Linked DNA regions of Homo sapiens: region 1 is linked to region 2. The links are chromatin contacts, found by Hi-C or POLR2A ChIA-PET in ENCODE. All regions are on one chromosome and are shown on one strand. Each heading gives the region's core, a stretch centred on a gene start or an enhancer-like site at or near the end of the contact. The rest is flanking DNA. Distances are from core to core; before and after follow the strand shown.

Region 1 (7,276 bases), core at 2,530-5,029, 2.1 Mb after region 2:
GGGGCTCTTGGTGGTAGTGAAAGAAAGCCAGGGGCCAGCAGGCTGAGAAATTGGGGAAGCAGAGAGAACCAATGGGGACTACCCTTCTAAGAAGCTAGATGGTTAAGAAATGGAAATAGTGTGGTAGCTTGGGGGTATAAAAACTTTGAAGGAAGGCTTTTTAGAACGATGAAGACTTTTTAGACCCTTCCCCAAATTTTAATATCACTGAAGGAGTCTCAAACTGAAGAGAGTTCCCTCTCTAGATAGAAAATCTAAGAAATACATATATTTTTTGTAGGAGTCTTACAGCAATCTTCTTAAAATTACCAAGCAGGTTGGAAGAGATCCATGAATTTCAAGAAGTTCAGGGGGAATTTTTTTAAGACTCTGCTGAAATATATATATATATATATATATATATATATATATATATTTTTTGAGATGGGGTCTTGCTCTTGTCGCCTAGGCTGGAGTGCAGTGGCATGATCTCAGCTCACTGCAACCTCTGCCTCCTGGGTTCAAGTGATTCTCCTGCCTCAGCCTCCAGAGTAGCTGGGATTACAGGCACCTGCCACCACACTCAGCTAATTTCGTATTTTTGGTAGAGATGTGGTTTCACCATGTTTGCCAGCCTGGTCTCAAACTCCTGACCTCAGGTGATCCACCCGCCTTGGCCTCCCAAACTGCTGGGATTACAGGCGTGAGCCACCGTACCTGGTCTAGACTCTGCCGAAATTCTAATACTTCTTTGGTAATGCAACAGAAAACTAAAGATTTTGATGGTGAACTCAATTGCTTCTGAGTTGTGTGGATGAAAATATATTTTATTATTTTTTCCTTCAACTTTTAAGCTCCCAGGTATATGTGTAGGATGTGCAGGTTTGTTACACAGGTAAATGTGTGCTATGGTGGTGTGCTGCACAGATCAACCCATCACCATGGTATTAAGCCCAGCATCCATTAGCTCTCCTGATGCTCTCCCTCTCCCCACCCTTCCCCGCTACAGGCCCCAGTGTGTGTTGTTCCCCTTCCTGGGTCTATTTTATGGTATGTATGTGTGTATGTGTGTGTGTGTGTGTGTGTGTGTGTGTGTGTGTGTATCTATTTATGTGTATATATTATGATATATACACCACACTTTTTTCAAACTATTATTTTAGGTTTAGGGATACATGTGCAAGTTTGTTATATAGGTAAACTGTGTGTCTCTGGGGTTTGGTGTGTACAGATTTTTTCACCACCCAGGTAACAAGTGTAGTACCTGATAGGTAGTTTTTTGATCTTCTGTCCTCTCACCCTACACCCTCAAGTAATCCCCCAGTGTGTGTTGTTCCCCTCTTCATGTCCATGTGTTCTCATTGTTTAGCTCCCACTTATAAGTGAGAACATGCAGTGTTTGGTTTTCTGTTCCTGCGTTAGTTTGCTGAGGATAAAGGCTTCTGGCTCCATCCATGTTCCTGCAAAGGACATGATCTCATTCCTTTTTATGGCTGCAGGAAAATATATTTTACATACTAGTGAACATAGTTAAATTAATCCATGGTCAAGACATATATTCTTTTGTAAATTGAGAAATCTCTTTATCATAATTGTAATATGGTAATAAATAAATCTAGATTACATAAATGTAATCTAGATGTTGATAAACTGGTTTTAAATAAAGCAAGTGATATCTACGTATGAAGAGAGTTTACTTCAGTTCCTAGAACTTTCCTTCACTTTCCTGCCATCCCTACTTTTAGTAAGCAAGCATTTACTGTGTGTGTAACACTGTGCTAGGTACTAAGGCAATGATGATACCCAAGATTTGGTCTCTATCCTGAAGATAAGCACAGGAGAAACATTATCAGTCATGATGCTTTCTGTTGCAAACAAGTGAAAACCTCAGCTCAGCTTAGGTCAGCTCCAGGGCTGGCCAAATCAGAGGCTCATTTATAACACTGAGGATCCAGATTCTTTTGAAATTCCTCCTGCACCAATATCAGCATTTCTACCTTCTCTGTAGGTTGGCTTGCCTCACGTTACAATGGCTGCAGCAATCAGAAGTGTCACATCCTCAGTAATACTTAATATTATTACTATTATTTAATAATATTTAGAACTGTGCCATCCCTGTTTCAATTTATCAGGCTCCCAGCAGACTACTCCTTATCTTTCAAATGTCAAAACTGCATCCTGAGCTCTTGCCTAAACTAATCTGGGGTGAGGTGAATGGAAGTAGCACTTTAATTGTATTCATTCTTTGTAGCTGGACCTGGGCCTGGGCCCTATCTCCTGACATTTGCCCACAAGAAAGATTTCTGAAGTTAGGTAGGACTGGCTGTTGAGTAGGCCAGTGCTTGCCAAACCTTTACACATCCTCACATATGTCATAATATGCAGATAAAAAGATAATCCCTTATACAACTTGCTGGGATAAACTCAGGAGGCTTACAGCCATGACCTGCTTGAAGGTTCTTCCTGCCTTAGACCTTGCTCAGCTGCTCCAGGATGAGGGGATTTACATCACAGCACAACTGTATTTTATTCACAGCATAAACCATCTCTTTCCTTCTCAGTTGACGAGTTCAGATGGGCAATAACAGTGTCTGCCAAAGAGAAAAAAAAATGTATTCAAACTAGATAATCTATTGGTACAAATACCGAGACACAGAAGTGATAACAGCTTTAAGCCAATGTTTGATGGTGGTAGTCCCAGCAAGCTCTTTTCTGATGTCTTTGTGCCTTTGCACATGCTCCTTCTCTGTCACTGTTTTCTTCATCAAACATAATATAATGGACAAGTGGAATCAAATAGAATTGAGTTCAAATTCTCTGCTACCCATCGGCCCTGGTATTGGACAAATTAACTCCTCTGAGCCTGTTTCCTCATCTGCAACGTAGACTAGCTAATACTACCCATTGGAAAGCGTTGTTTCTTAGCTAATGCATGCAAGGCTTAAAACCTAGATGACGGGTTGATAGGTGCAGCAAACCTCCATGGCATACGTATGCCTATGTAACAAACCTACACGTTCTGCACTTGTATCCCGGAACTTAAAGTAAAAAAAAAAAAAAAAAAAGAAAAGAAAGAAAGAAAAAGAAAAAAAAGGCTGTTTCTGGGGATTAAATAAGACAATTATGTAAGGTGGCCAGCACAGTTCCTGGTACATAGTAAATGTCAGGCCTGCCTGACAGACTTCTATTCAGCAGCTACTGCTCCCCTGAAAATCTTCCTCAGACGTTTCCACGGTGCTTCCCGTTCTTACACCACTACAATCCTTTATTACACTACTATCCGTTCATTCCCCACAGCTCCCTCCCTTCCTTTCCCTAACCAGTGATCCCAAAAGGCCAGCAAGTGTCTAACATTTTCTATCTTCTAAGTGACTGGTAAAGTTCCGCACCTATCAGCGCTCCAAGTTTGTTTTTGTTTTGGCCGACTTTGCAAAACGGATTGGGCGGGATGAGAGGTGGGGGGCGCCGCCCAAGGAGGGAGAGTGGCGCTCCCGCCGAGGGTGCACTAGCCAGATATTCCCTGCGGGGCCCGAGAGTCTTCCCTATCAGACCCCGGGATAGGGATGAGGCCCACAGTCACCCACCAGACTCTTTGTATAGCCCCGTTAAGTGCACCCCGGCCTGGAGGGGGTGGTTCTGGGTAGAAGCACGTCCGGGCCGCGCCGGATGCCTCCTGGAAGGCGCCTGGACCCACGCCAGGTTTCCCAGTTTAATTCCTCATGACTTAGCGTCCCAGCCCGCGCACCGACCAGCGCCCCAGTTCCCCACAGACGCCGGCGGGCCCGGGAGCCTCGCGGACGTGACGCCGCGGGCGGAAGTGACGTTTTCCCGCGGTTGGACGCGGCGCTCAGTTGCCGGGCGGGGGAGGGCGCGTCCGGTTTTTCTCAGGGGACGTTGAAATTATTTTTGTAACGGGAGTCGGGAGAGGACGGGGCGTGCCCCGACGTGCGCGCGCGTCGTCCTCCCCGGCGCTCCTCCACAGCTCGCTGGCTCCCGCCGCGGAAAGGCGTCATGCCGCCCAAAACCCCCCGAAAAACGGCCGCCACCGCCGCCGCTGCCGCCGCGGAACCCCCGGCACCGCCGCCGCCGCCCCCTCCTGAGGAGGACCCAGAGCAGGACAGCGGCCCGGAGGACCTGCCTCTCGTCAGGTGAGCGAGCAGAGCCGCCGTCGCCTCACGCGGGAAGGGCGCCCCGGGTGTGCGTAGGGCGGGCGCCAAGGCGGCTCGGCGGGGATCCGTCCTCGCCAGGGGCCGGGTCCCGGCGGGAGGAGGCGCCCTCCCTGCCCCCCGCCACGGCGGAGCGTCTGCAGAATGGTGACAGGATTCTGGGTTCTTGGGCGAGGGGTCTCGGCTTCAACTTGACAGGTGTCGGGCGGGTGGGGCTAGGGTCCTGAGCGAAGTGACAGGTGCAGTTCCCTCTTGTGAGGCTCGGAGGCAGAGGGTCGTTGCGAGCGTCCATCAGACGCAAAAAATGAAAAATAAAAATACAAAAATGGTGTCTGTGGGAGAGTTTTTCACCGGAGAATTGGAGTACTCCGGTGGTCGTCTGACTTTCTGTTTTGGTTCACGCGATGCAACAGTTGGGAAGTATTTTCTTCCGGGCGTGCACTGCATCTGAAGTCCATTTGTGGGAGAGGCCGACCAGAAAGCCTTGGACAAGAAGCGCAGGGTCCTGAGTGTCCATTGCCCACAGGATACTCGGCTCAGGAGCTTTGCGGCGTTTCCTTAGAACAATAATGCATCGAGGCCTTGGGGACTCAAAGCCATCTGTAGTGATTGATGGAGCGTAACTCTTTAGAGGAACTGAAACATGGGCAAAACTTTCATGAGACATTTACCAGAAGTGCTTGAAAGTTTCTAAACTTTTTTTTTTCCTGTTTGATGAACTCTTCTTGCGTGTTAGTCGGCTTCGGCTTGTCTCATTATTTCTTCCATTTTGCCTTTTGACTTTGAACCAGCAAGGATCTTGGTGTCCCCTCTTTTTGCCTTTGTTTTTGGCACAAAATTAGTGGTTCTGTGCGCAAATGGAAATTTTCGTTTTCCCTTATTAAGTGGAATCTAAATTTAAGCAAGTCCATACGAATGCACTAGATCTTGAAGGGAAGTATTTATTGTATTACAACATCTTACTTTTCTTGATTTTTCTACTTTATGGTTAAATAGCTATGATTGAAAGAGTGTAATTGTCATTATTGTCAGCACTGGTTCTACTTTGAGACAAGTTCATTGCAGAGGGAATGGGACTTGTTTCTGTTTTTCACTATTTTCTCTCCCATTCTTGTCTATCACCAAATCCTTTCACCCTCACCCATTTCTTTCCACTCGGTATACACTAACAATTCACGGCAGAAAAGATTGAAGTGGGATTTAGGAAATGGCCCCTGGAAGGCTATTAAAAATTTATATATTTAAATGGACTGTCTTATAGGTCAGTTAAAAACCATATTCGTTAAAAAACCAAAATAACAACAACAAAAAATTAAAAACCACGTCTGGGGCATGTTCTGGGAAAAGACATGGCTTTAGTTTCTGATTAAATTCTGATGTATCCAATTCTTGCAAATTTCCCTTGGGAAAATGCAGTAATGGCTACTCTAAAGAATTCCATGTTATGCACACAGCTTTGGAAGCATACTCTAATGTAGGGTAACCAGGAATATTGACGTTGTGGCCACTGCTTGGAAAAAAGAGGACTGTTTCTTTCATTTTTTAACTCATTTTATATATTTTAAGTAATGGAACTATAAAAAATTCTCTTATAAGTCAAAACCATACAAGATACAGTCTGTTCTTGATTATCCATACCCACAAAGGGTTTCATTAACATAGACAGTTGAACTCTATAAATTAACCAGCAAGGGTAGAACCGCTGCCGTGCAGTCTGATACTGAGCATCTTGCCTGGAGATGGAATCAAGGCTCAGTCCAACTGCACCTCCAGTGACAGATTCCATTCCTGATTTGAGAGTTTAGATCTTATTTCTGTTGCCTTATCTCTGGCCTAAGTAATGTAGCTGGAAGGGAAACTGTCACTAGGAACAGCATACCACATTCATTGTTGAAATAATCAAAGGTTAATCATGTTTCGAGCTGGGTGTGATGGCGCGTACCTGTAGTCCATGCTACTCAGGAGGCTGAGGCAGGAGGATCACATGAGCTTGGGAGTTGGAGGCCAGCCTGGGCAACAAAGCAAGACCCCAGTCTTTAAAAAAACAAAAAAGCTGACCAGGCATGTTGGCTCACGCCTGTAATGCCAGCACTTTGGGAGGCCAAGATGGGAAGATTGCTTGAGGCCAGGAGTTTGAGAGGAGCCTGGGCAACAAAACAAGACCCTGTCTCTAAAACAAATTTTAAAAAATTAGCCAGTGGCTGTGGCACACCTGTAGGCTCATCTACTCAGGAGGCTGAGGTGGGAGGATCCCTTGAGCCCAGGAGTTTGAGACTGCAGTGAGCCATGATTTCACCACTGCACCCCAGCCTGGATGACAGAGTGAAACCCTATTTCAAAACAAGAAAAAAAAACAAAAACTAATTATGTTTTGAAGGAGGAATTGGCAGTCTAGAATAGTGGTCAAGGGCATGGATTATAGAGTTAGACTGTTGGGCTCACATAGTGGTTTACCTCTTACCGGCTGAGACCTCAGGTAAGTTCTTTAACTTCTCCAATTTGACAGACATCTGTAAATGTCTACTTTTACAGATGAGAATACTTATCTAAAAGGGCTGATGTCGGGATTCAGTGAAACCATATGTTTAAGGTACTTTCTACAGGATCATAGTAAATACTCAAAAATTATTAATTATTCTTCATACTATTCTTATTAGTAGATAACACATAGAAATTAGATGAATGAAAATGAATTAGCCAACAAGAATTTATTAAATGCTTGTCTTTGTTAAGGGGAAAGGACAAAAATAAGCAGTCGCATCATGTAAGATGTGCTAGTAGGTAGAGAGATATATGAAACATTGATAAGAGAAGACTACAGTTTAACAAAGTCACTGGCGTTGAATTGTATAATATTATCTATGGGTTTTTATCTTTTTGTTGTTATCTTTATCCTATTTTCCCAAACAGCTTTAGCTATTACATTTACTTTCCTTCACAGAAGTGTTTTGCTGCTTTGAAGTATATTTGACTTACCATGCAAGCAAATATTTTTCACTGTGTGGTATCCTTATTTTGGAATGACCATGAAAAAGATAATCATATGTTTAAATTTGAAGTGTAATGTTTTTCTAAGATAAAATAAGATCTTAAAGTATTTAATAATGTTCTTTTTCACAGTAGTGTTATGT
Region 2 (7,059 bases), core at 1,471-3,970:
AAAGGCTAGAAAAGGTGACCTGTCTAGAGAGAGATGCTCAAGGGGTGGAATCATTTCTGAAAGATGGTAGTGCTGGGCTAGTCAGTATTTTGATTCAATATACTGATGCTGAATCATATAACCTGCCAGGATCAGGGAGGCATCTGTGACCTGGTATCACCTTGCCAAGGGACTCTTTTGAATGTGCCCCACTTTTCCTGCAACTTGATTCAGTAGTTAAAGTCAAACCGGACACTCAGGACTCAAGTTCCTAGCTCTGCCTCAATAAATTTCAGTACATTTCCAGAGGGGAAATTATACAACTTCCAAACATCTCAAGAACAATCAGTAATCCAAAAGAACACATCATCTAGAATAACATTAATATTGTAAGCTTTAGCATTAGACTATGACAACTAAAGAAACGAAAAATAAAATATGTAGGACTATGAAGCAAAATAAAATACCCATACATTTTTAAAAAGCCATCAAGATTAATCTATTTAAGGAAAAAACATTGCTTTTACTTAATCCTGTCCCCTTCATTTTATAAAGTAGACCACTGTAGGAGATCTTACTTTGCGAATATATGGAATTTACTATATATTCTTGGGATATCATATCTCTATGGATACAGATATGACTAACTTTTACATAAAGGATGATTCAGAAAATATAATTTTAAAATGACTTTGTTTTTAAGAAACCAAATAATTATAAATGGCCTTAAAAACAGATGGCCAGTTAAAGGGACTCTGATGAATCTTTTTGTCAAGTCAGAATCTCCTCCAGATTGTCCTTTTTCTCCCTGCAGATACATGGATTCTCTCAAAGCCTACAGAATTCTTCTCTCTGCAGGCTCTGATGTAAATGCCACAGGGTGGAAGGTAGGGGGAAGGCTATTCAGGAGGAGAGACTCAACGGCTCTCCTCTGACACTATTATCTCAGGCCACATAAACACTTATGGGAAGCTAGCAATCCAGATTACTCCAAACTTCATCAACCTCATATTGCTCTGGGTACCTCTGGTTTGACCACTACACCGAGGGGCTTCTGAAGCTGTGTAGCACATCTTACAGAGCCTGGCTCTGTCGCCAGCTAAGGAGTTCTCATTCCTTCCTTCTCTCCCTTAGTACATTCCTGATACCTCTGTTTTCTACCAAGTTGCCCAATCCCATTAAGGGTGTGACACAAGAACAAGCCTCCTGCAAGAAAAGGGGATACTCCAGGCTGGGGCTTGGGGAGGCCTTTCTGTGCCTTAGCATCTCTCTCCTTCCCTGAGCTTTAGACAGTGATGCTCCTGATACTAACATCTTTAAATTCTACAGCTACCCTTTAGCCCACATTCTACCAGAAGCAATTTAAGATCCAGACTTTCCCCTACTGAAAGCTCAGAGTACCCCAAATGCATCTTTTCAATAAATTGAATATTATGGGCTAGCTGTTTAACCATGATTGCACTATTACCTTGATATCAAATGCCATTCATTCATTCTTTCACTCCATATATGTGTCTGTATGCAAAGTACTGCCCTGGCTGCTAGGGGGTTGGTGAGGGGCTTCAGGCATGAAGCCCACAGTTAAATATCAAGTTTCAAATGCAGCACATGGATTACAGCTAATTTACTGTGAAATAGTTAATGCAATGAAAAGAGTTCTGACGATCAAAAACGAACAAGTGAAAAGGTTAAACACAAGGCTCTGAGGGAAAAATAAAACTAGATAAGTGTAAGAAATTAGCACAGAGGCTTATCAAAAAAATAAAAATATAAAATACCTAAAGCAGCCCAGGCAATTAAGATATTGAGACAATTAATATACTTGAACATCTCCAAAGAAATCAAAATGGAAATAACTGGCAGGAAATAGAAGGAAGTGCCAAGCTTGGCAGTCAGGAGACCTAGGCTGTGTAACTTTAGGCTCCATCTTGCCTCTATGGGACTCAGTTTTCTCATTCATAAATTGAGAAGCGGAGTCCGTTCTATGTTAAAAGTTCCAAAATTCTATGCAGTAGCTGACAAGTATACATACAAATTAGAGCTAGATTAGAAAGTATTGCAAATGAGCTGAGAAATAGCTGCTGGCGCCATCAGCAGCTGTAGCTTTGGCTCGGAGGTGCCTTCTGTGAAATGGAGCAAGTGAGGGAGTGGGCAGCTCCCAGCCCAGCCTCGCTCCTGGGGGCTGGGGGGCTGTGTTCCTGCTCTTACCTCAGCAGCACGAAAAGCTCTGTCTAGATGCATTCTCCTCACTGGCCCCAGGCAGATGCGCTCTGCTCAGCTGCCTAGCTGCTGGACTGCCCCCGCACAGATCAGGGAAGTTCCCAGAGCAGCACGTGAGACCTGTTTTATGGGATGTTACCACACACAGCTTAAGACACGTTGATCCAGTTCACTCCTAGTTTCTAGGCAAGACGGTACTCAAACTGTCCCAGAAAGAGAGTCATCTACTATTTTGTTAAAAATATCCAAATAAGGAAATCCTACAACCTCTCTGGTGTCTCATATCCCTACTTTGTAACCTAAATCTTTTCTGATACGATTGAAGGTCTCTCTTGGGCTATTCTCAGAGGAAATAACAGGAGCTGTTCAATTCATAAAGATTCCATCACATGCCTTGGTCTCTTTATATTCTTGTAACCTGCTTTTTTAGGGCTTATTCTCCAAATCTTTCATAGTTTTCTTTGCTATCTTCTGGGTCTATGCCAACTTCCTTATAGAATGAATGTAGTAAGAATAGCAGTCATAGAATGTAGAGGTGGAGGGATCTTAGAGATGATCTATCTGGCCACTCCCCTGTCACAGAGGCATGAAATGACACCCAAGTTAAAGGACATGCCTAACATCACAGAGCTTATTGGAGGTGTGGCTGGGACCAGAGTCCAGGCCTCCTTATTTCTCTTCTTTCCTCTTTAATAAGTTTTAAACCCTAAGATAGGACTCTTCTCTTTAATTAAGACCTTCTTCACATATAGTAAGAACAATCCCCCAAGATTTCAAATGTCTTACGAATATAATTTCATGTATGTTTCTTGTACATGAAGGGGAATTTTTCTAGGTATGGCAAAGGCACTGTTCAGGTTTAGGCTGCAATTAACATGTGCCAAATCACATACAAATATTGTGTACACTGGCATCTTCTAGGTCACGATGATTCTTACCCCCTGCATTTGTCTCTATACATTTATTCTATTTTTTTTCCTTAAAGAGACAGATCTCACTATGTTGCCTAGGCAGGAGTGCAGTGGCTCTTCACAGGTGTGATCCCACTACTGATCAGCACAGGAGTTTTGACCTGCTCCATTTCTGGTGTGAGCCAGTGCACCCACTCCTCCTTAAACAACCTAGTGGTCCCCTGCTCCCATATTGATGCCAAACTTAGTGCTGACACCCAATTGACATGGCACACTACAGCCCAGAACTCCTGGACTCAAGCCACCCTCCTGCCTCAGCCTCCCAAGTAGCTAGGACTACAGGCGTGCACCACCACACCTTGTTGTACATTGATTCTTGACCTTGCACTAAGGCCCTCCAAATTTCCTTAGCAACCAAAGAGCAAACCCAATTAAAACAACTCACCACGAGATGAAATGTTCAAAAGACAAGACAGCCAAATTCATAGATCAATAATAAAATGACACCCTCAGACTTATCGCAACAATCATCATGGTTTCAGGCATCCTGTTCTGGAGGCTGGGGAGAATCAGTGAGCCCTTCCTCTGAGCTTTGGTCCAGATCTCTGTAGTGTGGTCCCTGTTACCATTCATCTCTCCTAGCAGATTAGTGTCTGGCCCATGTGAGGTACTCAGTAAATGAGCTGTGTACATGAACAAAACAATCCATAACCTAATGGTATACAGGACTTGAAAAGTCCCCTATCACCTTCTTTGAGGAATTTAACAATAATATTCTTGTGTACATACTTAGACAATCCCATCCACTGAAAGGTACAGACACCCAAAACAAGGCTACTAAATGCTTCAAATTCACATTAAACCACTTTGCTGGAAAGACAACTTTGGTGAGTTAATTTGGTGTCTAAAGGGCAGCTGCTGGCCCGAGGTAGTCTGTGAAATGGCACCTGTGCCTGCTGCCTAGCCCTACCTTGCCAGCCGCAAAAGCGATTCTGTCTGAGATTGCAGATCCTGAGGCTGGGCTTCTTGGCACTGTTGCTGTAAAACCTGCTGGCTGCCGGTAATGCTTGGCAGTGGGTCTCTATCCAACTCTGTAGGGCCTGCTTGTAAGCTGAGCGCTGCTGAGGTGGGAGGGAAAGGAACCTTGGAGACAGAGCAGTGACTGAATGAGGGGCAAACCCACCTGGGATGCACATATGCGGTGTACCAAGGAGCAAGCTGGAAATATAGGTGCTAGCATTTACCTGCATGTAATTTGCGTCTCACTATCTGAACAATGCTATTCATCCCCCAGTAATTCTAAATGTCTGTCACTAAAAAAATTCATACATTTGTAAATTTCTTCCTTCAATAGACATCTGCCAAACACCTACTATATGCCAGGTCCTGTGTTAGATGCTGAGAACACACAGACGTGGCTTTGGCCTGTTGAGTAGGGGAGAGAGACACAGTAACTAGAATACAGCGAAACTTTTTAGATCCACAGGAAGAGGGAAAAAATAGCTCTCCCCTGGAGAGCCAAAGGCGGCCCCCTAGAGGAAGTGACATTTGACCTAGATTTCAACAGAGCAGTAGGAGATTGCTTAAAGATCAGTCTGTTTTTTTCTTCATTCATCAGAGACTCCATGCTCTCTCTATAGAAAGCCTATCTATTTGGAGTCAGAGAAAGGGCAAATAGCTAAAGAACAAATGAAAAGACCAGTTGGTCAGTAATAATAGCCGTTAACATTAATGAGTGGTTAACTCAGTGCTAAATGTTTTACATGCATTCACATTTAATTCTCACCACAATCCTATAGGGTATTACTATGATTCCCACTTTGAGGAAACTGAGGTTTAAATAGCTGGCCCAGGGTCGCACAGCTATAAACTGGAGTGGCCTCCTGCCTTTCCTATCATTTCTGGCTATGGGATTCCTGTATCTCGAGTTTCCCTGCCATCCTTTGGGGTTGCCCTTGAAGGTCAAAGCTCTGACCTCATGTTAATTAGGGAAACACATATTTCTGCAAGGTTTTACTTAGGACTGGGCCCTTCCTAGGCTCTTTAGGGAAGTTCTAAATGTGTCTTCGGTTTCTCAACATCTTTAAAGGAAGTATTAAGAAGAGCAAGAACACAACCAGGCTTGATCTTTTCTGCCTGTGTCCCCCCTGCCACTGGTGGAGAAAAGGGTCCTCTTTGCCCGTGGCCTCCACACCTCAGTCATTCACTCACATTTAATAAAGCACATACCTTGTCCTAAGTACTAAAGATACCAAGATGAACAGCAGAGAATCCTTGCTCCTGAGGGGCACACAGTCCAGTAAACAAAATAGTCACGCAAATGCAAGACTACACTAATATGAATATTTTAAAGATATTATTTGCATGGAGCTACAGGAGCACAGAGAATGAAGTGCAGTGGACCTATGAACAACACAGGTTTCAATGGTGTGCGTCCAATTATACGCAATTTTCTTCAATACAGTCAGCCCTCATTGTCCTCAGGGTCAGCATCTGCAACCAAATGTGGATGGAAAATACAAGTATTCGCAGAATGCGAAACTCAGGGCGACCAAGGGCCAACTTTTCGTACATGTGGGTACCACAGGGCTGACTGCAGGACTTGAGTATGTATGGATTTTAGTACCGAGGGGGTTACTGGAACCAGTGCCCTGTGGATACCATGGAACAACTGTATTTAACTCTGCCTGGGAAGGCAAAAGAAGGTTTTCCAGAGAAGGTGATGTTGCCCACTGAGCTAAGTCTTAGGGAACCAGTAGTTTTCCAAACAGACAAAATAGAAAAGGGCATTTCAGGCAGAGAAAATAGCTCTGCAGGGCGAGGCATGGTGGCTCACGCCTGTAATCCCTGTACTTTGGGAGGCTGAGATGGGTGGATCACCTGAGGTCAGGAGTTCAAAACCAGCCTGGCCAACATGGTGAAAACCCATCTCTACTAAAAATACAAAAATTAGCCAGGCATGGTGATGGGTGCCTGTAATCCCAGCTACTCATGAGGCTGAGGCAGGAGAATCACTTGAACCCGGGAGGCAGAGGTTGCAGTGAGCTGAGATCACGCCATTGCACTCCAGTCTGGGCCACAGAGCAAGGCTCCATTACATTAAAAAAAAGGAAGAAAGAAAAGAAAAGAAAGAGAAAATAGCTCTACAAAGTGCAAAGCAAAAGCACACACAGGAAGCTGTGGCAGGTTGGGTGTGGCTACAGACAGGGATGCAGGAGGAGACCTCCAGGATGAGAGGTTGGTGAGGTGGTGTCAGCGTGCTGCTCGTTCTCACTAGCTCTTGTTTCTAGAGGCAAAACCTCGGTGATGCAGGCTATACTCCACTCACCACAGGTAATGTGAATACAAACAACAAAATAATTCTGCCCGGAAACCATTTTGGTTTGTGTGTGCATAGCTTTCTCCTTATGTCATTATCTCCCATTTAGAAAATACTGCAAAGACAGGAGGGAACTGAACATGTTAGAATGGGGAAATAGGGGCCCTGGAGGGTGAAGTCACTCCCCAAAGTCTCAAAGTAAGTCAGTGACTGGTCCAAAAAGAGAAGTAAGTGGAACCTCTGGAGTCTTAGTTTGGTCGAAGCAATGCGTGGGAAAAACACAAGTCAGTTGGCATTTTAAGAACCTAAAGTTTTATTTAAAAAACCTTTGAGATGCACGGTCCATGAAATGTGCTTTACTTCTTAGATGTGTGGATCTAGGATACAGGGATACACCCATGTAAAGGCATTCCAAACAAAAGCTAATGTTCCTCGCTTCCTTTATGAAATTAGGATCATTATATATTGTTTTTAAAATGAATCAACTAGGCAGTGACATGGTATGGTGAAATGCTGAATTTTCTGACTCAACTATTTTTTGCTGTGTGTATTTGAATGTGTTACTTAAATTTTCCGAGCCTCAGTTTCTTCATCTTTAAAGAAGGGGTGCTAATAATGCAATCACACCGT

Evidence for each region. A loop is a pair of places that touch in the nucleus more often than their neighbours do. ChIA-PET counts read pairs that join two places held with the same protein, here RNA polymerase II (POLR2A). Pooled maps may share reads with other maps.
Region 1: a pooled map shows a loop between it and region 2 (3-fold over the local background). The contact joins the promoter of RB1-DT here to the enhancer-like site in region 2. A Hi-C loop is called at or near these places in 1 of 168 maps with a recorded cell type or tissue (B cell) and 5 of 50 pooled maps. POLR2A ChIA-PET finds 5 or more read pairs at or near these places in 1 of 52 experiments (naive thymus-derived CD8-positive, alpha-beta T cell).

What each region holds. Positions count from the first base shown.
Region 1 is chr13:48,299,923-48,307,198 of GRCh38, forward strand. It overlaps RB1-DT (RB1 divergent transcript), which reads right to left and starts at 3,780. Exons shown (of 3, transcript NR_046414.2): 1 at 3,369-3,780; 2 at 2,417-2,570. RB1 (RB transcriptional corepressor 1) reads left to right here and starts at 3,829. Exons shown (of 27, transcript NM_000321.3): 1 at 3,829-4,127. The coding sequence starts at 3,991. RefSeq lists enhancers at 2,957-3,682, 3,683-4,406, 4,481-4,530, 4,771-4,840 and a silencer at 3,981-4,270.
Region 2 is chr13:46,166,276-46,173,334 of GRCh38, forward strand. The region is part of intron 1 of LCP1 (lymphocyte cytosolic protein 1); the gene reads right to left. It also overlaps the pseudogene RN7SL288P. Among named protein-coding and RNA genes, the nearest start is that of LCP1, 12 kb to the right of the region's middle. RefSeq lists an enhancer at 6,203-6,252. Within about 2 kb of position 2,721, at least 11 of the 41 ENCODE cell types and tissues checked have a DNase peak (open chromatin) inside an H3K27ac peak, as active enhancers do; they include B cell, where a contact is called at or near this core.